Linked DNA regions of Homo sapiens: regions 1 and 2 are each linked to region 3. Evidence: chromatin loops called from intact Hi-C (ENCODE). Cell type or tissue: endothelial cell of umbilical vein. All regions are shown on one strand. Links, peaks and the distances in the headings refer to the core of each region. The heading gives the core; the rest is flanking DNA. Region 1 overlaps PTPRF (protein tyrosine phosphatase receptor type F). Region 2 overlaps SZT2 (SZT2 subunit of KICSTOR complex). Region 3 has its middle 20 kb from the start of HYI.

The links. A loop is a pair of places that touch in the nucleus more often than their neighbours do. Peaks named below come from ENCODE experiments on the same cell type or tissue, not always from the same donor. Only the 100,000 strongest peaks of a DNase experiment are listed, where the experiment ranks them.
Region 1: it touches region 3 in a loop (11-fold over the local background); 1 of 110 quality-filtered maps calls a loop at or near these places.
Region 2: a loop joins it to region 3, with 5 times the contacts of the local background. A loop is called at or near these places in 1 of 110 quality-filtered maps.

What each region holds. Positions count from the first base shown.
Region 1 is chr1:43,560,351-43,570,318 of GRCh38, reverse strand. PTPRF (protein tyrosine phosphatase receptor type F) reads right to left here. Exons shown (of 34, transcript NM_002840.5): 6 at 541-729. Among named protein-coding and RNA genes, the nearest start is that of PTPRF, 34 kb to the right of the region's middle. RefSeq lists a silencer at 4,431-4,580 and enhancers at 4,425-5,220, 9,076-9,653. In endothelial cell of umbilical vein, for the core only: no CTCF peak of the experiment used is centred there; no DNase peak of the experiment used is centred there; H3K4me3 peaks cover 674 bases.
Region 2 is chr1:43,409,892-43,419,859 of GRCh38, reverse strand. SZT2 (SZT2 subunit of KICSTOR complex) reads right to left here. Exons shown (of 72, transcript NM_001365999.1): 5 at 4,647-4,778; 6 at 3,759-3,900; 7 at 3,219-3,325; 8 at 1-126. Among named protein-coding and RNA genes, the nearest start is that of SZT2, 25 kb to the right of the region's middle. In endothelial cell of umbilical vein, for the core only: a CTCF peak has its summit at 5,050 (motif pointing right); a DNase peak (open chromatin) is centred at 5,049.
Region 3 is chr1:43,469,413-43,479,380 of GRCh38, reverse strand. No RefSeq gene overlaps it. Among named protein-coding and RNA genes, the nearest start is that of HYI, 20 kb to the right of the region's middle. RefSeq lists enhancers at 2,969-3,263, 6,368-7,567. In endothelial cell of umbilical vein, for the core only: no CTCF peak of the experiment used is centred there; DNase peaks (open chromatin) are centred at 5,770, 6,390 and 6,821; H3K27ac peaks cover 4,000 bases.

The DNA of each region.
Region 1 (9,968 bases), core at 2,518-6,517, 92 kb before region 3:
GCATCCTTGCTCCCAGGGCTCCGAGCTGGCTCGACGGAGACATCCAGAGGAGACAGGTGGCTCTGGTGGTCGAGGGACAACAGCAAGTCCCCTTAGTTCCAGGCCCCTGAGATCCAGCCTTTTGAAGCCTGATGAATCAGGCACCTTTAGCCTCTTTTCCCAGCTAAGCCCTGCCATCTGAGGAAGCAAAGAGAAGCATCATCCAGGCCCTGTCTCAGGCCAGGCTACAGGGAAGGAGGAGGGTGAACATCCATAGAGCACCCTTGAAGAGTCCACCACACTGGCACATCACATGTGCTGGGAGGGGCAGAACTGGCCCAAAGTCTGGAGTCTGACAATCCGAAGAAGGTAACGGCACAGCCAACCACGAGCTCTCTTCCCTGAGCCAGGCACACCTGCAGTAAGACCCAGCCCACCCCACCAGGTACCCTCCGCTCAGCCCTGGAGGTGCCCAGGCCCAAGGGAGTAGGCTGTGCTGGGATCTGACAAGACGCTTGTTCTGAGGTCTGCATGGCCCCTTGACCCCTGCCCTCTGCTCACCTGAACGCAGCTGCTTGATGCGGCCGTTGCTCGTGGCAGGGTCTACAGGAAGGAAGTCCTTGAACCAAGAAATCTCAGGGTCTGGATTTCCGCCTGCGGCACATAGCATGGTGGCTGTGCGTGCCTTCTCCACCACCTTCAGCTGAGGCCCCATGTCGATGGAAGGGAACCCAGGGGGCAGCTGTTCCTCTGCAGACAAACAGCAATGTGTGTATTAGGGCTGGCTCTGCCTGCCCCCTATGACCCCTCTGGGGGTAACCTCCCCAACTGCAGGTTGGCCAGGGCCCTCAAGACTCCCCTCCCCTTTCCTTGACTTCTAAGCATGAAGCATACCCCGATTTGAGGAACCAGGGTCCTAAGTCTCTTTGGCAGGGCAGAGGCTGCAGTGGGGCCCACCCCTGCCCTGTCAGGGAGTTTCCAGGTCTGAGAGGCAACGCCTCAGACTGAAGGCGTCAGCACTTATCTCTCCAGGCCCTGAGAAGAACGAGAATCAATGCTCTGCTGGTCACAGCAGAAAGCACTGCATGAATGCTGGGGCTGCAGGGGGTGGGGGGGGGGGCTAGCAGGGAGCTCGCGCAGCATCCAACAGCCACAGCTCAGCCTGAAGGCCTCTGTGCTGTCCAGCCCCCTCTCCCCTGTCCGCACACACAGTGTTCCCTTCATCCAGCCTTCAGCTCTATCACATGGCAGAGCCCCAGGTCACCGCCTGGTCTCTAGCCCTGACCCGGGGCACCCCCAGCCCTACCAATGATCCCCTTCTAACTCCGATCCTGACCTTGACCTATTCGTTACTGCAGCCTTGACCTTGAGCTTTCTCCCTCACTTAGTCCTGACCCTGGGAGTCACGGTCAGGGCTGCAGACCATGCCTGAGTGTGTGGAGGCAAAGGAGATAAAAAAGCTCTAAAGACACAAAAAGTTGGTAGGGGGAGAAAAAACTCCCTCCTGGCTGCCTTCTCCCAGCTTGCTAGGGGTTGGCGGCACACAGAGGAGTCACTAGCATAGAGTAAGAGGAACAGATGTCAGCAGCAAACCCACTCCCACTGTACATGGGCTCCCATATCAGCCCCGAGGGGCTGCAGGGCAAGGCTATCTACTCTCCACCCCTTGGAAGCACAAGTCCAGGACAGGCTCAGGACTAGTATAGATCAAATGGGACTCCCACGTTCACCACGAACTAGCTTTAGGGCCTGGCATGTTACTCATTCTTTGTCTCCTTTATCTGTACACAGGGTTCAAGTGCCCACCTTGATGGTAAGGCTACTGTGAGGTCTGTATCTGATCATGCATGCAAGGTGTTGCGGAGCATCTGATGCGGAATTCACTCCCAGTGAATATTAGCTGGTGTAACTAGTAAGGGCTGAGCCACTGGGGCAGACAGGTATTGAGACTAGAGTCGGGAACTCCCTTTTCCACTCTAGGCTGGTGAGAGGCCCTTCCCACTAGGACCAAACCACCAATTTTCTTTTTCTTTTTTTTTTTTTTTGAGATGGAGTCTCACTCTGCTGCCCAGGCTGGAGTGCAGTGGTGCGATCTCAGCTCACCGCAACCTCCGCCTCCTGGGTTCAAGCAATTCTCCTGTCTCAGCCTCCCGAGTAGCTGGGATTACAAGCGCCCACCACCACGCCCGGCAAATTTTGTATTTTTAGTAGAGACGGGGTTTCACCATGTTGGCCAGGCTGGGCTCGAACTTCTGACCTCTGGTGATCTACCCGCCTCGGCCTCCCAAAGTGCTGGGATTACAGCTGTGAGCCACCAGGCCCCATCCCAAACCACCAATTTTCAAGGCCTCAGCAGAGTGTCTCTCCCAGTGTGGATGCCAGACACACCCAATGTGGGGCAAGGGGAATGTGTGTTCTTTGTCTGTCTCCTGGGGAAGGCGGGGAGCTGGGCTCATGGTGGGGGAGACCAGCACCACTCTACCTCCTTTCCACAAGCCCAGCACAAGATGGGTGTATGGGAACATGTGCCAAGGGAAGTCAGGCTTCTATGCCAGAGTAAAGGCACATGGCATCCTCAGACATGAAGAAGGTAAAGGCTGGCAGAAACTAGCCCTCCCTGGAGCCTCTTGGAGACCCAGGGAGAGCGACTGGGGGGCGGGTAGAAGAGGGAGTTGGACGAGCCCCAACAGGCAGGAGCAAGATACCTATCTATCTGCTGCCAGTCCCAGGGGATGCTCCCCAAGGCTCTAGCTGCCAGGGACATCCCAAAGGGACTGTGGCCCATGAGGAGCAGAGGTCTCAGGCTAGAGAGCAATAGGATTCCCAGCACGGCCTTGCCGCCCCAGCCTTTCCTGGGACCTGGCTGTACGTTTCCCCACCTGCAGCCCTAGAAGTTCTGGATATAAACCCAGTGTCTCCTTGGCTGTAAATATGATCCCACAGTGCCCTTTCAGATTTTTAAAAGTAAAATGTTCAACAGTGGCAAGAGAAGGGAAGGAGGACGGAAATGAAGAGGACTGAGATGCACCAGGCAGGGGATCAGCCTCCTTTGGCCCAGCTGCTGCTTGCTTCCATAGGAAGGCCTGAGGGGGACCAGAGGTGCAGGGCTCACCTCCCCAACACCTGGGGACACTCGGGGCTGCTAGGGCCATCCTGGGTGCCCTCCAGAGCACCAGTCTAACTCTTTCAAGACCTCATTCCTACCTGCCCAGCTCATGGGGAAGACGTGGCCATGGCCTGCCAGAGTCAGGGCCCAGGAGTCAAGTGGCCTTCATCTCCACCCGCAGATAGGGAAGGGAAGGGAAGTACAAATGTGTGCAGCCCTGTGTCTCGGAATCTACTCTGAATTCCTTACACGAGGAAGGTCTTTGGGATTTACGCCAAATTAAGGACAATTAATTTTCCTCCCTCAATTATCACGCCCTCAGTGGCTCTGTCCTTGGCTCAGATCATCCCTCAGGCACTGCCGCCAGAGCCTAAAACCAGAATGTGTGGAGAGCTGTCCATAAAACAGCGGGACCCAAAAGCCAGTCCCCTGTGCCAACTAGGCTTCTAGGCAGCACTCGGAAGTCTGCCACTCTGCCACCCGGGAAGGGAAGTGGGTCTTACAGGAGGGCTCCAGCCCCTCAGGAGCGACTTGCTGCTGCCTCTTCCTTCTCTCCCATCCAGGCGCCTCTGAACATTCAACTCAGCCAAGTACAGCAGCCCTTTCCTGACGCCCACCATGCGCCTGGCCTGGCTGAGCACTGGGCATCCTGGTGTAAACTGATCTATCAGCCAGACTGGCACACTTACCACCTTCCCCCACGGGCACCCGCGGAAGCTGGGTCTACCGCAGCCTCAACACTCAGGCTGAGGACCTGGGCAACTCCTCAGATGATGTCACATGATCACTCCAAACCCATCAACAACTGGGAAAACTGAGACCCAGGTATGAGGGACAGTAAGATTTATGAAGCATTTACTAGGTTCCAGGTACTATGTTAAAATGCTTTACAAAATGACTTAAATCTTTACCAAACCCTTATGAGGTACATGGGCAACCAGGGGCTGAGAGAGATCTAGACATCTGGACACCTGCCCAAGGTCACACAGCTAAATCGGAGGTGGGGCTGGGAGGAGACCGGGTGGTAGGCCCCCAGCCCCAGCGCTCTAGGCGTGAACACCCCGCGCGCGAGAGGGCCGGCAGCCTCCCCCACACCACGCCTCGGCCGGCACGGCTCAGGCTCCACTGCAGAGCCCCGCACACGCGCCGCGGCGTTTGCATCTACCGCAAAGCGAACCCCAGGGTCCCCCACACGTGGACAGTCGCAAGCACCCACCCATTTTCCAACCCCGGGATGCACCAGTCACGCTGAGTCCCCTCAAATCGCCTCCTGTTGGCGCCGAAGGGGAGGAAGGGCCCCTCCCCGCTCCAGGCCAGCCGGTAGCCATGGCGACGGTGGAGCGGCGGGCGCTGCCGCGGAAGGGCTGCGTGTGCCCGAGTCCGTGCAGGCGCGCGCGTCCGCTGTCCGCCCTGGCACCGCCCTTCCCGCCCCCGCCTGGGTGGAGCCTCTGCGCCCCTTCCCAGGCCCCGGCTCCTCAGCTCCAGGGAATCCTCCCACTAGGCTTTCCCGCTTCACCGACGCGGCCCTCCCCTCCACCCCCAACCGGGTGCCCTGCACAGTGCGGGGAGGGGCCATCTGCCTCCTCAGCCTCAGCGCCGGGGGCGTCTGCACTACGCGTCTCAGGGCCATGGCCTGATAAGAGGGTGCCCTGGACGGAAGGAGAAGCCCATGGGGACTTCAGGGGCCTTCAGAGGTACCCAAGAGCCCGAGTCTCCACACCGTTTGCGGATTCTACCCGCATGCATAGACAACATGCACACACATTCCCTAGGGTCTCCCCGGCTCACGCAGATATGTGTGCAAGGTGGGGAGTGTGCACGTGTGTGTGAATGCCTCCTGCACCTAACTGCGCTGGCCTTTACCCACTGCAGCAAGGAGACCTGTCCCCTTCCGTGGAGAGGTTTGGTTGCCCCATGGGCAGAAGACGATGACAAGCCCTAGCGAGGGGAGGGTCGGGGGTCGATGGTGGGAATCCAAGGTTCAGAAGTGGATGAGCGCTTGGCTAACCTCCCACAGCAGTGTTGGAGCTGATCGGTTTGACTCCACAGCTCACTTGCTATCTTGGTGGCTTCCTGGAGGAGGGAGATTCAAGAACAGGAAACACATGAGCATGGGAGGCAGAAAGCTTTCCAGGGAGGAGGGGAAAACTGCCTTTGTAAAGGCTGTTGTGGGGGAAGGTGGTGGGATGACAGTACCAAGGCGAGTCTGGTGGGAGCTGGGGCATGTGTTGGGGTCCTGACAGAGGAGCCTAAGATGGGGGTGGAGGCTGCTGAGGCCCCCTACAAAGTACACACAGGTCTCTTTGTCCAGCTCAGCCTTGGACGCCTGAGGGTGAGTCTCTGGGCCAGAGGGAGGGGGCTGCACCAGGGAAGCTGACAGATGGAGACGCCTTGCAGGGTCCTGGGGCAGGCAGCACCGTCTGTCAGTATGACCTTTTCACCCATGTTTACCCAGCTTCGTGGCGTCTCCGTGCAAACGCAGGCACGCACCCGCACACACAGACACAGGCCCCCTGGGGTGGCACCGTCTGTGAGCCTGACCGCCTCCCCTAAGCTTGAGTGTTGGGCCTGGCCTCACCCTGCCTCTCAACACACAGACACCATAGAAACATGCACAGCCAGGAACCCACAGAAATATACATGGAGAAACAGACAGGTGTAAAAATAGAAACCTACATGTGCATGTGGAGGGGCACCTGCAGTGACTAGCACCTGTGGAAACAGGCGCATGCAAGCAGATCCAGAGGCGGTGCACACAGAGACACGCAAACACACATGTGGAGACATGCACAGCCAGACACACCTATGCCAAAACACGTGCGCCTGGAGACACATGCAGGGACGAGACACATGAAGGAACCTCGTAGGTGGCAGGGCTGCTGGCTCCCCCTGCCCTTCAGCCGCTCCACAGAAGCCAAGGCCACCTCCAGCAGCTCCATCCTCAGCAGGGCCAGAGCCAGACGCCTTCCAAAAGTCGAAGGCTGCCAGATCTGCACGCTCCCACACTCTCCCAGAGAGCCCAGCCCCACCCCCAGGCTTCCAGGCAGTAAGGGGGGCCTGGGGAGCCTTGGGCCCATCTCCCTTCGCAGCTTTGAGTCTCGATTTTCAGCTGTTTTTCCAAGAGCAAACTCCCACCTCTTCCAGCACTCAGATTTCATCAAACTTGGCATCTTAAAAGCCTGTTTTGTTTTTCAATCTGAGCTGTTTGGGGCCTGTTGGCAGGCACGGCGTCCCCCTCCCAGTCATCCCCTCCTTCCTCGGGTTTCCCTGGCACCCCACATCGCCCTACTCAACCCAGTTGAGGCCTCCCCACCACAAGAACCCAGGGGCCATGCCCTGCGCATACACCCGACCCACACTGGAGTTCCAGACTCGGGCCCACACTGGACTCTCCTTCAGTGGCTCCCCAACCTCAGTCCTACTCCAGGGAGACTCTTGTCATCCATTCACTCCCTAGGTTCGGGCCCTTCCAGTCACTACAGACACTGATAGCCTCCCTCTCACTTCTCAGCCCTGCTGTCTCCCAACACCAAAGCCAACAATGGCTCCACGGAACTAACTGTTAAGGACACATGCCGGGCCTCTCGGCAGCACCCCGCCCTGCTGACCACTCCTCCTCCTTCGCACACTTTTTTCTCTTGGCATTTCTTGACCTCACACACTCCCAGTTTCCCTCCAGTCTCTCAGGAACCTCCTCCCAACATGGAGAGTCGGTTCCTGGGGCTCCTTCTGTCCTGGCTCTGGCCTCCTGAGATTTGCTATTTCTCAGCCTGTAAGATTCCAACTTCAGATGTCCCCCGGAGTGCCAGGCAAATGTGTACGAGGCCTCTTTGACACCTCCCTGGATGCCTGCGCACACCTGGCTCAACAGATTTCTAACTGGACTCACCAACTCGCCTCCTCAAACCTGGTCCTCCTCTAGTACATGAATCTTAGAAATGGCACCCCCACCTACCCAGCCCCAGAGCCAGGAACCTGGAGCCTTGCACCTCCCCAATCCTACAGGTAGCCAGGCAGGCCTCTACTCTTTCTAATCTTATTTTTTTTTTTTTTTTTGAGATGGAGTCTCGCTTGGTCGCCTAGGCTGAAGTGCAGTGGCGCCATCTCATATCACTGCAACCTCTGCCTCCCGGGTTCAAGCAATTCTTATGCCTCAGCCTCCAGAGTAGCTGGGATTACAGGCTCCTGCCACCACACCCAGCTAATTTTTACAGTTTTAGTAGAGACGGGGTTTCACTATGTTGGCCAGGCTGGTCTCGAACTCCCGACCTCAAGTGATCTGCCCACCTTGGCCTCCCAAAGCGCTGGGATTATAGGCATGATCCACCGTGCCCGGCCTCTTTCTAACCTTCTAGTGATCTGCTCCCCTATCTTCCCCTACCCATACCCAGATTTGCGCCAATGCCATCACTCACCTGGACTGCAACAACCTGTCATTGGTTTCCTTCCAGCCCCCACTATGCACCCACACGGACCTTTCTGAAGCTTAAGTTTGATCACGTCATTGCTCTGATTAAAATTTGGCCAGGAGCAGTGGCTCATGCCTGTAATCCCAGCACTCTGGGAGGCCAAAACGGGCAAATCACTTGAGGTCAGGAGTTCAAGACCAGCCTGGCCAACATGTTTCGTGAAACCCCATCTCTACTAAAAATACAAAAAATTAGCCGGGCGTGGTGGTCCATGCCTGTAATCCCAAGCTATTCGGGAGGCTGAGACATGAGAATTGCTTCAACCCAGGAGGCAGAGGTTGCAGTGAGCCGAGATCACGCCACTGCACTCCAGCCTGGGTGGCAGAGTGAGACTCCGTTTCAAAAAAGTCCTCTCAGGGCCAGGCGCGGTGGCTCACGCCTATAATCCCAGCACTTTGGGAGGCTGAGGCGGGTGGATCATGAGGTCAGGAGGTCAAGACCATCCTGGCTAACACGGTGAAACCCCATCTCTACTAAAAATACAAAAAATTAGTCAGGTGTGGTGGCGCGTGCCTGTAGTCCCAGCTGCTCGGAAGGCTGAGGCAGGAGAATCATCTGAACCCGGGAGGCGGAAGTTGCAGTGAGCTGAGATTGTGCCACCGCACTCCAGTCTGGGCCACAGAGTCAGACACCATCTCAAAAAAAAAAACAAGTCCTCTCTCCCCAGCAAGCAAACCAGTAGGAGGGAGCACCTTACCAAGGATGGAGAATGTGCATGCACAGGGCATTTGGGCATTTAAACCGCCATCCTGGTGAGCCTGTTCCCAGAGCCATTGGCTCCACCGTGGTCATGAGGCTAGGGAACACGTACAGTGGGCCTTACAAGTACCTGTGAGTATAGGGGCAGGGGGGCAGGCTGGGCACAGGGGAAGTGCCCAGTGTCCATGGCTAACAGAAGAGGCAGGAGTACCACCTACTAAACAGGAGCACCCATTCGGAAGGGAATCCACTTGGGCGCCTCAAGGCAGATCACAGCTAATAAAAACAGGAGAACTTACTTAATACCTCTCCCATCCCCATCCCTGAGGCCTAGAACCTCCAGGAAATGATTGTAGAACCTCATGTCTGCGTGGATCTGAAATCTACTGCAGTCATGGGGGTGTAAGGACAGGTCACAGAGGACTACAGCAGCTGGACCAGGGGTATACAGGTCATGCCTCAGTTGCTAAGGGAGAGGTAGAAGCTGGCTTGGGTTCCAGGTTCTGGGGCCACTTCTACATCCTCTGTGCTGCAAATCAGGTAGTTGACAGCCCCAGCTTCTGCCAAAGCAGACTGTTACCCCAGACACACATGTAGACAATAGAAAGGGATCACATCTTGCCACTTGGGAAGCCATCTTGTGCCTGCAATAGCCCTTTACCCAACTCCCCAGCCATCAAAGTCAGGCCTGGGCCAAGTCATTCCACCATGGGTGGAAGGAATATACAGGTTTGGAGCAGGGAAGGAGGTGGAGCAGGGAGAGATGACTCCTTGAGAAAACACACATGTACCCATCTTGCAAATGTAAGCTCCCTCACCAGCTCTGCTCCAGTTCCAGCCCAGCCCAGGATACCTCAGGACAGGGTCATATGTCTATCATTGACCCTCTGTCTCTAGGGCTATTTCCAAAAGGACTGTGTTGTGGAGTGGTCAGGGGGTATATCAAGAGGTCCTTCGTCATCCCACGAGCCCCAAAGCCAGCCAGGGTCAGAGCTCCTGCAGAACCCAGAGGTCCAAGCCCAGTACAGCACTGATTAGCCCCCACCCTGGTCACTACTTCATGTGCCGGACAGCCCTTCCCCAGAGCCTGCTCCAAGGCTGGCAACACCAGGCACTCCATCGAGACACCTGGATTCCCTGGCCCGCATGGCATAGGTGGTATGGTGCTGGCTGGACACTGAGGCCAGGTGGGAACAGACAGAAGGGACTGTGGGCTTGGTGGGGTAGGGGAGGGAGAGGAAAGGGTCCCAAGACCTCCTGCAGGCAGGTCTGGGCAGGATCCCTATCTGGTGCACCCCACCTCCTGGCCTGGCTACAGAGGAGCTGCTGAGGTCGACCACAACAGGTGCTGAGAACAGCTCAGCCAGACCATTCTGGCCACATCCAACTCTGTCGAACTTCCTGGCGGACCAACAGCTCCAAACAGGGATCCTGCGGGGTCCCAGAGACAATGAGCCCAGACACAGCATCTCCGACCTCCTGCCAGTGCCAGACTGACCCCACCACACTTCAGCTCGGGCTGCTTGCTGCCCACTCCTGCTGCTGCCCACACAGGTTGTAAGGCACACACCACCTGCTGTCCACTCCCACCCCCACACACTCCCGAGGCACACCTACACACACAGCCTGCTGCACATCACCTGCTGTGCACTCCACACACATGCACATGCATTGTCTGACATCAACACACATACACTATGTGCTGCATGTACAAG
Region 2 (9,968 bases), core at 3,073-7,072, 59 kb after region 3:
GTTGCCTGGCTCCGGCTCAGGACAAGTGGACAGGTAGGACCCAAATGTTGCCATTGCGATGAACTTCATTAATTCCACATTGGGCACATGGCCAAAACTGCAGTCATAAGAGTAAACTCCTCCCACCTGGAAAAAGTGAGCAACTGAAGACCTAGCTCTGACAGAGGCATAGGAGAAGGAAGAACAGGAGAGAAAGAGACTGGGCTAGGTGGCTGCTCCCATTCCCTGGACCACAGAGTGGGAAGTAGGCCAGTGTTTTCCCAGGACAGACCACTGTCTGTGTCTTTCCTTCCTTAAGCCCTTCTGTCTGATGCCCATGCTAACCGGCCACAGCATCCTCTTTGCTTCCTCCTCGATACCTAAAGGCCCACCACCTCCTTCACTAAAGATTTTGGCAACTGGTTCACTGACTTCCTGTCATCATCCTGAGAGACTTCAGCTTACCAACACTTCTCAAACTTTAGGGTGTATGAAAAACACCTGGGGATTTTGTTAAAATGCAGTAGGTCTGGGGTGGGGCCTGAGATTCTGCATTTCAAACAAGCTTTCTGCTGGTCTGTGGACTACATTTTGAATACAATAGCTGTAGGTGGGAAATTAGCAAACTACATATACCCTGAGGGCCAAATCTAGTCCATCACCTATTTTTGTGAATCGAGTTTTATTGGAACACAGCCACACACATTCATTTTGTATTGTCTGTGGCTGCTTTCACGCTTCAACAGCAGAGCTGAGTAGCTGTGACGGACCAAGTGGCCCACAAGGCTTAAAGACTGACTGGCCTTTGCAGAAAGTGTTTGCAGACCTGCTCCAGATTACTCATTCAAGTCCCTGCCCTCTCAGTTCCTTAACTCTCATCTCCAGTAACTTACTCTATTCCATTCACCTGCCTATAGGCTACACGCTGGCTCTTGGCTTCATGTGGAACAAATTCATCTTTGCAATTTCAAATTGCCATAACCCACTGATTACATACAACACTATTCCCTTAGCTTCCTCCCACCCTCCTCCTGCTGCTGCTCTTTGACCTCACTGAGACTGCCAGGCCTTGAACCTCTGCTCTCTCCAAATCTATCCACATTGTCCTGACCCTCCTTTCTCGACCCAGCTTGGACCCTACATTCAGACAACTTCATAAGCATCGCTCTCAAATCCCTGGCCCTCTTCACTCTCATCTGCTTCTTCGAAACCCCAACTACGATCATAGCCTCTATTCTTGGCCAGTGGTGCCCAGAGAAAACTGACAGTTGTGTAGGTTGGCACCACATCAAAACATATGACACCCAACTCAGCTAGTCCTTCAGGGCAGTCCTTAATACTGTTCCTTCTTCCCAACTCTGGCCTCTTCCTTACAGTACTCAGCTTCACCTTTTACTTCAGAGAGAAATCGGAGGCCCTTCGCAGACATCTTCACTTCTTTCTATTTTCAAAGAAAGAAACGACACTTCCCTGCTCCAAAAGAATCCCTCAATCTGTTTCTTAAGACAATGCCCTCCTGTCAATTTAGGGACTTTACTCCACCAGCCTCCTTTTTCCTTCCTTTATTTTCAAACTCTTCTTCACTACAGATCCTTAGAAACATGCTTAAGTCTCTAGCTTTAAAAACAAAACACAACACTCCTTTACCCTGTACTTCCCTCTGGTTACCATTCTCTCTCTTGCTCTGCTGTTTATCTCAACAGCCAAATTTCTTTTGTCAACACTTGTCCCTATTTCCTTCCTTCTATCCACTCTTCAATCCCCTCACCACCTCTTCACTAAAATGGCTCTGAAAAAGATCCCCGTGACCTCCTAATCACCAAATCCAAAGGGCACTTTTCATTCCTCATTTTACTTGATCTTTTTGCTACTTCTCACAGTGTAGTTACCATTGTGAGAAGCAGCAGAAAGATCCAGTAAAATTTTCTTCCAAAAATTCTGACCTTCTCTGACATCACAATCTTCTGGTTCCTGGCTGATTCTTCATTCCTTGCTGGGCCCTCTTCCTATGAAAGACCTTGAACACTGGTGTTCCCCAAAGTTCTTCCAGGACCCTCTTCTGTTCTCAATTACCATCTGTACCCTGATAAATCTTAAATCTCTACCTCTCAAGCAGTGTTTGTCTCCTGAATATCAGGATCTGTGTATTCAACTGCTACCTGCTACAAATAGCAGCCATTTCTTAAGTGATTACGTACAATGCTACATACTTTAAATGCATCTCACCTCCCAGTGAGATAAGTACTTTTACAATCTCCATTTACAAATGAATCTGACCTAGAGGTGAAGTGATGTGCCCAATGTCACACAGTTAGTAAGTGCAGTCAGGATTTAGACCAGCATGCCTAACTCCAAAGGTGATGTTCTTAACTGTCTGTGTTGAACCACAGGCACCTCGAACACAACATACACAAACTTGCATTCATCATCTTATCCTCACTCTACCACAACTGCTTCTCTTCCTTTTGCTCTGCTGCTACCCAGTCATCACTGGAGTCAAAAACTTGGAGACAACTTTAAGCCCGCTTCTCTCTCATCTCCTTACCCCCATCTTGCTAATCATGAAGTCAGGTTGACTCTGCCTCTTCATTTTTCTCAATCCTCTTACCCCTAATTTAAGCCCTGATCCTCTCTCACTGCAATTAGTAGCCTCCCCGACTTCCCCCGTCCTTCACCCAGCAGCAAGAGTGACCTTTATAAAACATAAACCCAACTAATGACTTTCCTTCTATCTATCTGCATCACCCACAGAATCATGCTTAACCTCATTAATAAAGCAGAACCAGATTTTCATGTTCTGGCCTGTGCCTACCCCTTCAGCCTTGTTTCCCATAGCTTTTTACCTCCTTCCCTACAGTCCATCAATCCAAATTAGCTGCAGTCCCTGGCTATGCCTTTTCCCCCTTTGGTTAAGCTAGTTTGAGCGGGGTTTTCTGACCCTTGCACTCAAAACAATAATGACTAATCTACAAGGGGAGGTGGGACTGGAAATGACTGTCAGATTTCAAATTCTGCATTCTTTTTGCTTTAACAGCTATTTCCAAAATCCTAAGGAAAGAGGAAAAAAATAAGAGTCCTCTCCCACGATGCTACCTACCTTCTAGATATGACTCCTTCCCCCCATGTAACTAAGTAATTGACTTTATCTGGGAAATCACTGCCTGTAAGAAAGTAATCAGCCATCCCAACTTTGTGTGAGATATTCCATATCTCTCTCGTCCTTCCTAAAAAGTCCTCACCTGGACAAAGGAACAAGCCACAGTGCCACTGCGAAGCTGGTTCAGCAGTGTCTCACAGACAGCAACATCAGGTACACTGGTCACCCCATCCGTGATCACGATAATCCCTGGAGCAGGAAACACCAGATCAGACCTGGAGACACTGGCCAGACCAAACTCACAGGGAGGCACCCAACTGACAGGGTCCTGAACGGCTCAGTGTCTTCCCACCAATGTCGGCAGTTTCATAAACTGTGAAGTTTTATAAACTTCAAACACCTTTCCTTCTCCCTTACCCTCCTGCTTCTTCCTCTTGAATGCCAGATCATAACCTCCCCTAAGTGATATCCTTGGAGCTCTACTCCTTCTAGGGTCTCTGATGGTTGTCAGAGTCGAGGGTTCCTGATACACACTAATACAGACTTACATTTTGCAAACAAGGAAACAGATCCTCTTCCCTGGGGCCCACTGATTCCCTGGAACTGCTATCTTTGTTAGCAGTCAGCCCCACCCTTCCTGTATCCCTGCTTCCCCAGTCCCACCAATATTCCTTCTACTGACCTGCACTAGAGTTCGAGGGTAGTAACTGCAGTGCCAAGATGCCCTGACGAATCATACTGACCAGCCCAAGATCAGCTGTCACCATGGAGACGCCTACCTTCCGGCCCAGTAGGTCCCCTGAGTCTGGGGACTGGTCTTCTGCCTGCCCCAAGTTACAGAAAAGACAGAATGGGGCAGATGGCATTGCTGCCCCATCCATAGCAAAGCCAGAATTTATAGCCCAGCACTTCTCAGGCCAGACAGGCCGAATCCTGTGAGAACCTCAATTCCCCTACTATGCGGCTGAGTCTTGACTGTGCTTCCTCCCTGTGTGTGCTCAGATACTGAACCTCAGAGGTGAAGGGAGTTCGGCATCAGATGAAGCTTCAGACTGTACTGAAGTAGGGCTTCTCCATCTTTTGCCAAGAAGGGCCCCTTTCCACATTTTTCCATCACTGTTATGAAATATTTTATACCTCAATCAAATTACATGACCAGTCATCAGGCACACAGGACTGCCATTTGCCTGGCTACTTCTGGGGTACCCAAAGTGATGAGACAGGGAAGTCTAGTGGGCCTAGGCAGCTTTATCCCTGATTGTACAAAATGCTAACTAGAGGTCAAAGCCACGCATAATCACCTTCTCAGATCCACTGGAGGAGATCTGGGGCTAAAAAAAAATGCAAACAAATGGATTTCACATTTTTTCCCTGAAAGAATCTGTGTTTTGGGGAGTATATCTGAGTCCTGCTCCAACAGGGAGTGTGTCATGAGCATGCCTATCCTTGTCTCATTTTGCCCCAGCTCTTAGCCCTTTTTTGCCCTATTTGGACTATCCCTCCTCTCTGCCCTCTGTCCTTAGCTGCTCCTCTTTCTAAGTTGCCTCTGCCCACTTTCTCTCTTACATACCTGGCTCTGGGGATCGTACTGCTGCTGCAGCATGGTGGCCACCTTATCCTCAAAGAGGCAGAGCTGCTCATATATCTGCTGCAGGAACACCTCCCGCTGGGAAGGGTCCAAGAGGCAGCCCTGTACCAGCACCTAAGAAGCACATGGGAAAGACTGAGACAGGACGGTCAGGGTGGCACAGACCACTACACTTCTGCTCTGTTTATTCTCCATAGCTCCATCTAGGCGATCCTGACTTCCTACCCAACCAGGGTCTAAGGTATGACTCCACAGCCAATTTCCCCCTTATCCAATCTCCATCAGTCCTCAGCCCAGGTCCCTAGTCATTAGTCATCTTTATCTGGGGTCACAACTTCCCTCTGCTTAGGGTCCTCCACACTGGGCTTCCCCAACCCCCCACATGGGGGCACTATAAGATCTTCTATTAATAGCTTCTTCTACCTTGGCCTACAGGATGTCTTATGAGCTGCCCCTCCTCAGCCCGGCAAAGCCTTTTTTATTCTCATACTTTTTAATGCTTTTTTATTTCTAAGCATACTGACCAGCCCAAGATCAGCTGTCACCATGGAGACTCCTACCTTCTGTACACACAGAGGCTATTCTGGACCTTTTCAATTTTACAAAAATTAGCTGTGCATGGTGGTGGGCACCTGTAATCCCAGCTACTTGGGAGGCAAGAGAATTGCTTAACTGGGACCTGGAAGGCAGAGGTTGCAGTGAGCAGAGATCACGCCACTGCACTCCAGCCTGGGCTACAGAGTGAGACTGTATAAAAAAAAATTTTTTTTTAAAAATTTTTGTGGGTACATAGAAGGTGTATATATTTATGGAGCACATGAGATATTTTGATACAGGAATACAATGTATAACAATTAAATCATGGTAAATGGGGTATCCACCACTTCAAGTTTTTTTTGTTTGTTTGTTTGTTTTTTTGAGACAGAGCCTTGCTCTGTCGCCCAGGCTAGAGTGCAGGTGCGATCTTGGCTCACTGCAACCTCCGCCTCCCGGGTTCAAGCAATTCTTGTGCCTCAGCCTTCCTCAGCTGGGATTACAGGCATGGGCCACCACACCCAGGTAATTTTTGTATTTTTAGTAGAGACGGGGTTTCACCATGTTGGCCAGGCTGGTCTCAAACTCCTGGCCTCAAGTGATCCACCCACCTCAGCCTCCCAAAGTGCTGGGATTACAGGCATGAGTCACCATGCCTACCCACCTCAGGCATTTATCCTATTTTTTGTGTTACAAACAATCCAATTTTACTCTTTTAGTTATTTTTAAATGTACAATAAATTACTGTTGACTGTAGTCAGTCTACTGTGCTATCAAGTACTAGATCTTATTCATTCTTTCTAACTCTATTTTTGTACCCATTAACCATCTCCCCTTCCACCTCCCCCAGCTACCCTTCCCAGCCTTTGGTAACCATCGTTCCACTCTCCATCTTCATTAGTTCAATTGTTTTAATTTTTAGCTCTCACAAATAAATAACATGCCAAGTTTGTCTTTCTGTGCCTGGCTTATTTCACTTAACATAATGTCCTCCAGTTCCATCCATGTTGTTGCAAATGACAGGATCTCATTCTTTTTTATGGCTGAATAGTATTCCATTGTATATATGTACCACATTTTCTTTATCCATTCATCTGTCAATGAACACTCAGGCTGCTTCCAGATCTTGTCTATTGTGAATAGTGCTGTAATAAACATGGGAGTGCAGATATCTCTTCCATATACTGATTTCCTTTCTTTTGGGTATACACCTAGGAGGGAGGATTGCTAGATCATATGGTAGCTCTATTTTCAGTTTTGTTTTGTTTTGTTTTTTGTTTGAGATGGAGTCTTGCTCTGTCACCCAGGCTGGAGTGCAGTGACACTATCTCGGCTCACTGCAATCTCTGCCTCCCAGATTCAAGCAATTCTCTGCCTCAGGCTCCCGAGTAGCTGGGATTACAGGCATCTGCCATCACGCTCAGCTAATTTTTGTATTTTTAGTAGAGACAAGGTTTCACCATGTTGGCCAGGCTGGTCTCAAACTCCCACCTCGGCCTCCCAAAGTGCTGGGATTACAGGTATGAGGCACCGTGCCCAGCCTATTTTGTTTTTTGAGGAACCTCCAAACTGTTCTTCATAGTGGTTGTACTAATTTACATTTCTACCAAGAGTGCACAACGTTACCTTTTCTCCACATCCTCACCAGCATGTTATTGCCTGTCTTTTGGATAAAAACCATTTTAACTGGGGTGAAATGATACCTCATTGCAGTTTTCATTTGCATTTCTCTGATGATCAATGATATTGAACACTTTTTCATATACCTGTTTGCCATATGTATGCCTTCTTTTGAGAAATGTCTATTGAGATCTTTTTTAAGATAAAAAAAATCCCATTTTAAAATCAGATTATTGGATTTTTTTTTCTTATAGAGTTGTTTGAGCTCCTTATATATTCTGGTAATTAATCCCTTGTCAGATGGGTGGTTTGCAAATATTTTCTCCCATTCTGTGGTTGTTTCCTCACTTTGTTTATTGTTTCCTTTGCTGTGCAGCTTTTTAACTTGATGTGATCCTATTTGTCCATTTTTGCTTTGCACGCTTGTGCTTGCAGGGTATTATCAATAAATCTTTGAGCCAAGCATAGTGGTTCACATGTGTAATCCCAGCACTTTGGGAGGCCAAGATGGGAAGATCGCTTGAGCCCAGGAGTTAGAGACCAGCTTGGTAGAGACCTCATCTCTACAAAAAAACTAAAAATTAGCTGAGTGGTGAAATGCACCTGTGGTCTCAGCTACTCAGGAGTCTGAGGCAGGAGAATCACTTAAGCCCAAGAGATCAAGGCTGCAGTGAGCTGTGTTCACACCACTGCACTCCAGCCCAGGCAACACAGCGAGACCTTCTATGGAGAACACAGCCAGTACCAGAGTTTATGCAGAGCGTGGGTGAAGCTGTTGATCTCTTTACAATCTGCACAGCCTATTGTGAGTATTTCTGGGCAGGCAGTTCCTCTGCCTGTTTCAGGAGAGGTTTACTGATTTGAGGCTTATATGTTAGGTCTTTGGTTTGGGTCTCATTTTAAGGGTTGTTTGGGGGCTGGGTGGTCGGCCTTACACAGGAAGCGGACAGACAGTGGATGAAGTCGCCGGGTGTGGTGGCTCACGCCTGTAATCCCAGCACTTTGGGAGGCTGAGGCGGGCAAATCATGATGTCAAGAGTTCAAGACCAGCCTGGCCAACATGGTAAAACCCTGTCTCTACTTAAAATACAAAACATTAGCTGGGCGTAGTGGCAGGTGCCTGTAATCCCAGCTACTCGGGAGGCTGAGGCAGGAGAATTGCTTGAACCCGGGAGGCGGAGGTTGCAATGAACCAAGATCATGCCACTGCACTCCACCCGAGGTGACAGAGTGAGACTCTGTCTCAAAAAAAAAAAAAAAAAAAAAAAAAAAGATAGTGGATGAACTTTTCTGCTCTATCTTGTGGGCAGGTGATTTTGCTTTTGTTTTTGTTTTTCATTCTTCCCCCTCCACAAGCCAAAGTCATTTCACTTGGTTTCCACTGTGTGGACAGTGCTGGAGCTCAGCACTTGATGGGGCTGGGTGAGCCCTAGGTTGCAGACATGGCAAAGCAGAGAAACTGTTCTTCTGGTTCCTGCCCAATCTCAAAGGGGCTAAAGCCCTTCCCAGGGAGGAGGGTGTTCAGGAGCCAGACTTTTGGAGAGGAGGCAGTTTCCAGTCTGCTGGGTGACTGTCATTCTGCATGTGTTCCCTGAGCTGGAAAGGGCTGGAAGCTTCATGCATGAACCATGGAGAAGTAGCCATCACCCCTGCCATGGGTAGAGGGCATCCTAACTGGGCCCCCTGGGTCAGGCTAGAGCCAACACTGCCAGCTGCCCCCTCTGGCCTGCTGGCAATGCCACAGGTGCCCAAGAAGATGGGGGATACCTGTGCCAGAAGCCAACCTGGTCTTCCCAAGGGGCAGTGCCCTCCATGAAGACAGAAGTGAGAGAATAAAGTTCCCTGTAGATCCTCTACTTTTGGGTTGTGTTTTTCAAATGCTGACATTTCAGAGGGGATCCTACAGAAACCCAGCTGGCTTCCCCCAAGGACTCCCCCTTTGCTGGGAGTGGATTTCCACATGTGCCTTTGATTTCATATAGATCAGGCTTTACAGTCACCAATTCAGCTGCCAGAGTCCCTGTACTGGGGGTTGGCATTTTCTACAGAAGAGGAATGGCCTCCCTCACCCTGCTCCCCACCCAGGCAGGGCAGCACAGGATCCAGCAACTCAGTGCTATCAAGATCCCCCCCCAACCCCCAATATACCCCACCTCAGAGGCCTTGCCTGGGCAACCTCAAGCCCCCGTTCCTCGCCATACACTGATGCCTGGCAGCTATAGCAAATGACTCATGTTCTTTGTCAAAGGCCTGTAGTGAGATGATTTTGTTTCCTTTGTTTTGTGAGTTTAAAATTGAAATTAGTTATTTCCTTCTGCTTAACAGTATTAAATAGAGCAGGATATTGAGTTAATCTGCTAGATTAGACACAGAAAAGAAATCTTTGCCCAGTCCAGTGTCATGGAGCGTTTCTCCAATGCTTTCTTTTAGTAGTTTCATAGTTTGAGGTCTTAGATTTAAGTCTTTTTTTTTTTTTTTTTTTTTTTTGAGACAGAGTCTTACTCTGTCGGCCAGGCTGGAGTGCAGTGGCGCGATCTTGGCTCACTGCAACCTCTGCTGCCCGGGTTCAAGCGATTCTCCTGCCTCAGCCTCCCGAGTAGCTGAGATTACAGGCACCTGCCACTGCACCCGGCTAGTTTTTTTGTAGTTTTTTAGTAAAGATGGGGTTTCACCATCTTGGCCAGGCTGGTCTTGAACTCCTGACCTCGTGATCCACCTGCCTTGGCCTCCCAAAGTGTTGGGATTACAGGTGTGAGCCACTGCGCCTGGCCAGATTTAAGTCTTTAATCCATTTTGATTTGATTTTTGTGAGATAGGAGTCTAGTTTCATTCTTCTGCATATGAATATCCAGTCTTCCCAGAACCATTTATTGAAGAGACTGTTCTTTCCCCAATGTATGTTCTTGGCATCTGTCAAAAATGAGTTCATTGTAGATATATGGCTTCTGGGTTCTCTATTCTGTTCCATTGGTCTATGTGTCTGTTTTTATGCCAGTACCATGCTGTTTTTGGTTACTATAGCTTTGTAGTATAATCTGAAGTCAGGTAATGTGATTCCTCCAGTTTTGTTTGTTTTGCTCAGAATAGCTTTGGCTATTCTGGGTCTTTTGTGGTTCCATATAAATTTTAGGATTGTTTTCTCTATTTCTA
Region 3 (9,968 bases), core at 4,007-8,006:
AGACTGTGGCTGAGAATTTCAATACTAGATAAAAGATGCTAATTATCAATATCAGATTCATAAGGACACACTATTCCCAGACAGTGTAAATAAGAAGAAATATACATCAGCACACATCTTAGTGAAACTGTAGAACATCAAAGATGAAGAGAAGAGAGAAAAGACAGATTATTATATGAGGAAAATAATTAGACTAAAAGCCGACTTTTCAATAGTCTCAGTAGAAGTTAAAAGATGGGAGAATTGGCTGGGCGTGCTGACTCATGCCTGTAATCCCAACACTTTGGGAGCCCAAGAAGGGCAGATCACCTGAGGTCAGGAGTTCGAGACTAGCCTGGCCAACATGGCGAAACCCCATCTCTACTAAAAATACAAAAATTAGCCAGGCATCATGTCAGGCACCTGTAATCTCAGCTACTCGGGAGGCTGCAACAGGAGAATCACTTGAACCCGGGAGGCAGAGGTTGCAGTGGGCCAAGATCATGCCATTGCACTCCAGACTGGGTGACAGAGCAAGACTTCATCTCAGAAAAAAAAAAAAAAAAAAAATCAGAAAAAAAGAAAACAAAGCTGTCCAGCCAGTGCCAAACTGTGAACTTTCCACCATATCTCAGAATCTGCTATTCCCCAAACTACTTTTTCTTTTCAGTAATCTTTCTGAAGGGCCTGTTGTTTAGTGAATTTCTTTGTTATTTTAAGCCTTTAAACTGTAAATTCCATCTCTTGCAATAAATTTATTTCTTTTTTTGCTTTACTTTGTTCAGAATTTCAGGTATTTAGCTCCCTTTTTATTATATGTATATATATGCATATATATATAATTTTAAGACAGGGTCTCACCGCATTGCTCAGGCTGGAGTGCAGTGGTGCAATCTCAGCTCACTGCAGCCTCAACCTCCTGGGCTTGAGTGATCCTCCTGCCTCAGCCTCCCAACTACAGGTGCACACCACCACACCCAGCTAATTTGTGTGTGTGTGTGTGTGTGTTTTGTAGAGTTGCCTAGGCTGGTCTTGAATTGTGGAACTCAAGGATTCACCTGGCTTGACCTCCCAAAGTGCTGGGATTATAAGATGAACCACTGTGTCCAGCCCCTTTTATGTTATTTTTAAATTTTTCAAATTATCTGTTATAGGGCATTCCTCCAGAAACAAAGGGCAAAATTTAACTGTTGTGATGAACCATGAGGACTCTAATTTTTGATTCTATGCATTTAATCATTGTCTCTTTATTTTAAGACTTTTTAAATACAGATATCATTTTTAAAGAAACAAAAAAGATGGGAGAATATTATCTGCAAAATACTGGAAAAAAGTAATTGTTCAATTGTATGTTCAGCAAAATCTTGTTCAAAAGTGAGAGCAGGCTGGGTGTGGTGGCTCATACCTGTAATCCCAACACTTTGGGAGGCGAAGGTGGGAGGATCCCTTGAGGCCAGGAATTCCAGATCAGCCTGGGCTGGTTATGGTGAAACCCTGTCTCTACAAAACACACAAAAATGTTCCAGGTGTGGTAGCATGCTCCTGTAATCCAGCTACTCAGGAGGCTGAGGTGAGAGGATCACTTGAGCCCAGGAAGTCAAGGCTGCAGTGAGCCATAATTGTGTCACTGCACTCCAGCCTGAGTGACATAAGGAGACCCTGTCTCTAAAAACCAGAAATAAAAACAAAAGGGAGGACAAAATATAGGCATTTTTCAGGGGAACAAAACCAGAATATACACTGTATTTACTTTCAGTTGACTAAAGAAACTGCTAAAGGGTAATCACATGACATACTCATCATTAGGGAAATACAAATTAGTGCCACAGTGATACCACTACATACCCACTGGAATGGCTAAAATTTAAAAAGACTGACCTTATCAAGTGCTGGTGAGAAAGTGGAGCAACTGAAACTCTCACACACCACTGATGGAAAATATAAAGTGGTACAATCACTTTGGAGAACAGTTTGGCATTTTCTTAAAAAGTTAAAACTACATCTACCACATAGCCCAGCCATTACATTCCTTGGTACTTACCTAAGACAGAAGCAAATATATGTCTACACAGAGACATGCTAGTGTTTATAGAAGCTTTATTTGTAATTGCAAAAAACTAGAAACAACCCAAAGTCTATAAACAGGTGACTGGATAAATAAATTGTGAATATACATATGATGTAAATATTATCTGGCAATAAAAAGAAATGAATACTGATACATACAAAAGGATGCACTTCAAAATAATTATGCTAAAAGAAGCCAGACCAAAAAGAGGACATTCTGTATCATTCTATTCATATGAAATGCTAGAATATGCAAATTAATCTTTAGTGATGGAAAAACATCAGTGATTATCTGGGGACGGGTGGGGTCAGACAGGGGTGGGAGGAAAATGAGGAAACTTTTGTAGGTGATGGGTATGTTCATTATCTTGATTTTGGTGATGATGATGTGAGAACTTATCTAATTTAAATACATATAGTTAATTGCACATCAGTTATACTTCAATAAAGCTGTGAAAAAAAAAAACAGAAAGAGAGAAAAGAAAAGAAAAAGAAACAATTCAGTGGTGTGCTGGAGCCCACAAAATTTGAACATCTCTTCGCACCTGCTCATTCAGTGATGTTACACTGATGGCTTGGAATAAGCCATGGTGGGAGTACATTTCCACACCAGAAATTGACTACAATTCAGGGCCCTTCCCTGCCCCTGAGCCAGTTTACTCGTCACCACTGGTGTATACCAGGCATAAGGTAGCATCGCAAATTTCAAAAGCAGCACCTTAAATGCAAGAAAAAATTGTGAACAGACATGAAAAGCATGTGAATAAATCTAAAAATAAAACTACAAAATTTTGTTGATGTCAAATTTGTGAGGTTAAAGGCAACAACGTAGATCTAACACACAGGATGACAGTAGCACGTATGTCTGAAGCAGGGCAACTGGAGTTCATCTATCCCCAAATCCTTGGCTTGATTGGGACAATGATACAGATATTGACTTTAGACATTTTTAGATAAAATACGAATGCTAAACTGGTTTACAGTAACCACGAAAAGCACACAATTTGAATGCATGCTTTCAAAACTTGTAGAGGAAAAATGCAATGAGAGAAAAACCGTAATTAAGTCCAAAAGAAGGGCTTGCCCTTCACCTGCAATTCCTCGCATGCTCCCATCACTGATAATGTGGGTAATGATGATGTCACCACATGCCATGGATTACTCACTTCCTCATTCTTCCCCAGCAAGGTTATCGCTGTGTTCCTCAAATACATGAGCAACGGAATTCCAGAATCCCATTTTGAGGAACTATTTTCTGATTTCACAATGGCTATGTCAGTCTGAGTTCAAATAGGAAACAGATGGCACACTGAAATTAGTATAATTCAAGGGGGCTTTTATGAAGGGGCCATTTATGAAGGTTTGGACAGGGTATCAGGGACTCACAAAGGATAATGTAATCATCCAGAACTAATAACAGCAGAATTACTGACATCCCCAGATGAAGACAGGGAATGGTTTCTGGAATCCAGAAGGAAATTCCTGTAGAGTGGGCCACGTGGAGAGCAGTGGTGGCTTGTGGTCAAAGGACACAGCCAGCCCAGGACCTGTAAGGGAGCTCTGTGGCTGGGGATCTGCATTGGCTGAACCCAACACGAAGCCAGGAGACAAGGACTCCACTGGCATAGACCATGCGGGGGCTCTCCTAGGAAAGCGAAAGGGGAGGAAGGGTGGAGAGTAATTTTTTTTATTTTTTATTTTTTAGACAGGGTCTTTCTCTGTTGCCCAGGCTAGAGTGCAGTGGCGTGATCACAGCTCACTGCAGCCTCAACCTCCCGGGCCCAAGCAATTCTCCCACCTCAGCCTGCAGAGTAGCTGGGACTACAGGCATGTACCACCATGCCCGACTAATTTTAGTGTTTTTTGTAGAGAGAGTCTCACCATGCTGCCTAGGCTGGTCTTGAACTCCTGGGCTGAAGCAATCCATCCACCTTGGTCTCCCAAAGTGCTGGGATTACAGGCGTGAGCCACGGTGCGTGGCCAAGAGTATTTTATATCTTTCATATACATATACATATGTGATATATATCCATTTGTCTATATCCCCTCATATATTTGTCATATATCATACATATAGTGTATGTTTAAATGAATATTGATTGTTTAAAATAACAACAATAATGTCTTGTGGAGTTTAAAACACATGTAGAAATAACAGGCTGGACGCAGTGGCTCACGCCTGTAATCCCAGCACTTTGGGAGGCCGAAGTGGGTGGATCACTTGAGGTCAGGAGTTCGAGACCAGCCTGGCCAAGATGGTGAAACCCTGTCTCTACTAAAAATACAAAAATTAGCCGGGAGTGGTGGCATGAACCTGTAATCCCAGCCCCTCAGGAGGCTGAGGCACAAGAATCCCTTGAACCTGGGAGGTGGAGGTTGCAGTGAGCCGAGATCACGCCACTGCACTCCAGCCTAGGCAATGGAGCAAGATTCCATCTAAAAAAAAAACAACAAAAAAAAGAAATAACATAGATGACAAAAATTACACAAAAGGGAGGAAGAGAAGGATAAATGGAATTAAACTGTTGTGAGTTTCTTTCATTGTTTGAGAAGTAATAAAAGTACTAATTTAAGGCAAACTCTAGTGAGCCAAGGAGTTCTATTTTTAAAATATACTTCTTATTTTAGATAGTTTTAGATTTACAGAAACATTGAGAAGATAGTACAGAGGGCTTTCCTGTGCCCCACATTCCCTTTCCCGTTATTAACATCTTACATTATGACATATTTGTCACAAGTAATGAATCAATATTGATACATTAGCTAAAATTCACACTGTATTTACATTTCTGTAATTTTTACCTACTGTCCTTTTTTGTCCAGGATTTGATCTAGGATCCCACATTACATTTACTTGTTATGCCTGCTTAGGCTCCTTGTGGCTGTGACAGTTTCTCAAATGGATATGTATATGACATACACATATACATTCATGTGTCCTTGTTTTTCACAGTTCTGAGCAGAACTGGTTGGGTATTTCATAGAATGTCCCTCAGCTGAGATTTGTCTGATGTTTTTCTCATAATTAGATTGGGGTGACCTGTTTTTAGGGGGAGGAAGGAAGAACAAGTGGTAAAGTGTCATTTGCATCACATCCTATCAAGAAGAACACACTATCCACATGACCTATCGCCATTGATGTTGACCTTGATCCCCTGGCAGAGGTAGTGTTTGTCAGGTTTCTCCACTGTAAAATTATTTTATTTCACCTTTCAATAGTGTACTCTTTGGAAGGAAGTCACTATGTACACCCCATAATTAAGGAGTGGGGTATTATTCTTTCCCTCCTTTTCAAGGGCAGAGTATCTACATAAATTATTTGGAATCGTGGTGCAAGGGAGATTTCTCCTCTCCCATTTATTTACATATTTAGTCATTCATTTATATCAGTCTGGAGTCTTGGATATTTATTTTATACTTTGAGTTATAATCCAGTACTATTTTACTTATTTTTTTTTTTTTTTGCTTAAAAATTTTCAGCGTTGACCATTGGGAGCTCTTTGATTTGACTCCTGTGTCCTTTTGGCATACTCTCAACATTTTTTAACACTCCTTTACTTTCCGGTACTACAATATGATTCAGGGTCCTCCTGTATATTTTCTGTTTCAATTTGAGCCATCCATTTCTCTGAGGAGCCCCGGTTTCTGTTATGAGAATGGCATTAGAACTGGATGCTAGGGGTGTTCTTTGCTCCTAGGCCTTCTCAGCTGACAGAGTAAGGGAAGATATGTGTGTACACTAGCCTGTGTACACACACATGTATATATATACGTGCATGTCATATACAAGTATGTATGATGTATGTGCCTATGTATATATGTATGTGTGATATATAAACATATTTCTGGATGTAATTATCTGTGTCTATATTAAACTAAACATGAGTTCATAGTGATGTAAGGAGATATTTTAATCTCTATAGTAACCACTAGAAGAATAAAAAAAGAATGTATTAATAAAACTAACAAGGTAATAGAGGAAAAAAATAGAATAATAAAAGTAATTAGTCCTGAAGAAGGCAAGGACAGAGAAATAAAGGAACAAAAACCAGATGAGACAAATAGAAAACAAAGAGCAAGACGATAGATTTAAATGTGAAGAAAAATAAACAGTAACAGTATCGGAAAAAGTTTAGGGGAACATTCACCAGGCCAAATCCACTCTCCACGCTTCCTCCCCCTTCGCTTTCCTAGGAGAGCCCCCTCATGGTCTATGCCAGTGGAGTCCTTGCCTTCTGGCTTTGTGTTGGGTTCAGCCAATGCAGATACCCAGCCACAGAGCTCCCTTACACGTCCTGAGCTGGCTGTGTCCTTTGACCACAAGTCACTACTGCTCTCCACATGGCTCACTCTGCAGGAATTTCCTTCTGGATTCCAGAAACCATTCCCTGTCTTCATCCCTTCAGGCCTAGGGATGTCAGTAATTCTGCTGTTATTAGTTCTGGATGATTACATTATCCTTTGTGAGTCCCTGATACCCTGTCCAAACCTTCATAAATGGCCCCTTCATAAAAGCCTCCTTGAATTATACTAATTTCAGTGTGCCATCTGTTTCCTATTTGAACTCAGACTGACATAGCCATTGTGAAATCAGAAAATAGTTCCTCAAAATGGGATTCTGGAATTCCGTTGCTCATGTATTTGAGGAACACAGCGATAACCTTGCTGGGGAAGAATGAGGAAGTGAGTAATCCATGGCATGTGGTGACATCATCATTACCCACATTATCAATGGTGGGAGCATGGGAGGGAATGCAGGTGATGGGCAAGGCATTAAGAGATCAAGTAGCGCCGGCACTTAATTGCTATGGCAACAACAGTGATTAAAAAATAGTAGAAACAACTGGATTCTTTTTACTATCCTAAGAAATTTATATAGGGAAAAAGAGAAAATCAAGGCTATGGAAATACAATTAAAAAGACGCATGGAAAACCAGAATGCCTCCATGGTGGCCCTGAGGGGTTCCTTATTTCCGGTAATTGAAGGGTAAATATGGCTAAGAACTAAGTCTATGGTCTGACTGTTAAAGTTGTAGATTTGCAGCAGCAATTAAATGCATAACGCGGCCAAGTCTTTTATGCCAAGGCAAGGTTCTCGGGGAGGACTCTCAGATACAGGAAGGGGATACAGGATGCCTGAAAGGCAGGCCTGATTGGGCTGAGACTTTTGAACCTCTGTTCTCCTCTAAACCTTTTATTCTGGCTGAAGGAGCTATCTCTCCTCTGCATAAAAGCCTTACAATCATTGTTCCCAGGGCAGTTGCCCCATATGCTAATGCTAACTCTCCTCAGGTCCCCTCCCTTACCTCTTATTACCTTCAGGCCCATAACAAAGTAGAAGGCCTGCTCCAGAAAAAGCTAGCTGTACTCTTAAAGACGTGCAAAACCCCGCCTAGGTGGACAGTCAGGGTAGTCAAGGGAAAGGTCAGGGAGTGGATTGGGAGGATGGTAGACAGCCACTTCTCTAGGTGTGGTCCCTGGACCAACAGCATCAGCATCATCTGAGAACTTGTTAGAAACGCAAATTCTTGGGCCTAACCTCAGATCTATAGAATCAGAAACTGTAGGGGTGAGACCCAGAAATCTGTGTTTTAATAAGGCTTCCAGGTGATTCTGATTTGCACTAAAATTTGAGACCCCCCCACTCCCTGACTTAATAGATCCATTAGATCCTCATGTTCCTGAGTCTTCAGACACCTTCCTCTACAGCATTACTACTCAGAGCTGTTGTCCCAGATCAGAGGCACTGGCATCACCTGCATCAGAAAATGCAGAACCTTCGACCCCACCCTAGACTTATCAAACCAGACTCTGCATTTAAAAAGATCCTCAGGTGCCGTGCGTGCTCATTAAAGTCGGAGAGGCCGTGTTCCACAGCGGTGGCTCTCGAACTTTGGCATGGATGAGAATCACCGCACTGTGAGCACCAATGTGCTGTGCAAACCTGCTCACTTCTCCCTCACCACGGCCCCTGAGAAGGTCTGAAGGACACTTCCCTCACTAAGGTATTTGGAAGTCCTTGAAGAGCTCTGTGGTGACTGTCATCTATAGGCTGGAGATGACAGTTGGGGACAATGCAAAGGAATTGGGTTTCTTGATCTTAAAGAGAATAATGGGACCCCACAGTAGATGAGGCAAGGTGGCCATGCTTGCTGGTCAGACAGGAGGTAGCGCCCCGCAAGCCACAGAGACAGAGTGGCCATCAGAGTGCTGTAATCTGTAGTGAATTGTGGCGCAGTTCTCTAGAAATGAAATACTTGGGCAGCCTGTGAAGGTGCTGCCTGACAAATACAGGTGAAAAATTCTAGGTTTCTGGGTAGAAACTGGAGGAAGATTCGTGGCCTTTTACCCAATTCCTAGACCTAAGTCAGTTCATAAACTCGGATACCCACAACTGAGGAGGGACCCTGCAATGTGGTCACGGATGTATATTGTGTGTCTTCTCCAAAGCCTTCCTCAGAATGGCCTGCAGCCATTTACCAGGGCAGCTATACACTAGGGAGAAGGAAATATACTAGATACTCCCAAGGTTAATAAATATTGACCCTGAACTCACTCTGATCCCCAGAACCCTGAAGTGCCACCATCATCCACCAGTGAAATTTGGAACTTATGAAAATCAGGTGATGTATGGAATCCTAGCCCATACATCCTAGTCTGTCTAACACAGTGTCCACAGGATCAGGTATTCATCCTGTGTTTTTCCCTGACTCCTAGAATGTGTAGAGAAAAGAGAGATATGTAATAACTGGCAGAATGATTATATTGGTCCTTTGACCCATGAAATTAAGACTTTTGTAGTGAAAAGGAGGGCAAAGTGGAAGCTCTTGTTGATGGAGATCCCTCCAGCACTCACTTCCACGCCCACCATACCAAGAAAGTAAAAAATACTTCAACCTGGGGGAAACTACAGTGATTAATGCTACCACCAGCAACTTGAGATATGCATAGGTGGCAATTCCCAGTACATCCCCATTTAACTTACTTATCTGGCTAGTGCAAAAGCCAGATGGGGCATGGAGAAAGAGATCTTTGTACATTTATTCACATAGTGATGTCAGTCACAGCTACAGCACTAAATGTGAAATACTTACTGTGGCAATTCAACACAGCCCATGATATCTGGCATTCAGCTTCTGACCTAGAAAACATTTTTTCCCCCAGGAAAATCCGAAGCAGTTTGCATTTACATAGCAGGGCAAATAGTATACCTCTACTATCTTACACCAGGACAATATCAAGTTTCCTTTTCTCTGTCATAATATAGTGTGATGGGAACTTGATCATCTTGATACCCTACAGGATGTCATTCTGGTCCATGACATTGATGGAATTATGTTAACTGGACCTGGTGAGTAGGAAGCATCAACACTCTAGATGCCTTTGTAAGACATATGTGTGCCTAAGGCCAAGAGGCATATTATGTAAGTGAAGTTTCTAGAGGGTCATTGGCGTGGGTAATCCTTCTCTAAAGTGAGAGACAAGTTGCTTGCCCTTGAATTTCACAACACAATGATGGAGACACACTTTGTTTGGGGGAAGCCTACCTTGGACTCCTCCATCTTGAAAGGAATAGAATTTTGCTTTCATGCCGTAAACATGTCTTCTGGGTACACATTTGTCTTCTCTGCCTGAAGTGCTTCTTCCAGCATCACTTGTAGACTTACGGAATGCCTTATTCTTCACCACAGTATCAAATACAACATCATCTCTGATAAGGGGGCCCATTTTATAGCATAGGAAGTATGGCAGTGGGCTCCTGCCCATAAAATTCTCTGGTGTTATGATGTGGCTTATCAATTTGATGGCAGTGGCAGCTCGTCTGGAGTGGCTGCTGCCACATGCCAGCTGTAGCAGGGAGGTGCGGCCACGGCTGCACACTCCACAGAGCCAGCAGGAGCTGGGGACAAGTGGGAGCCCTG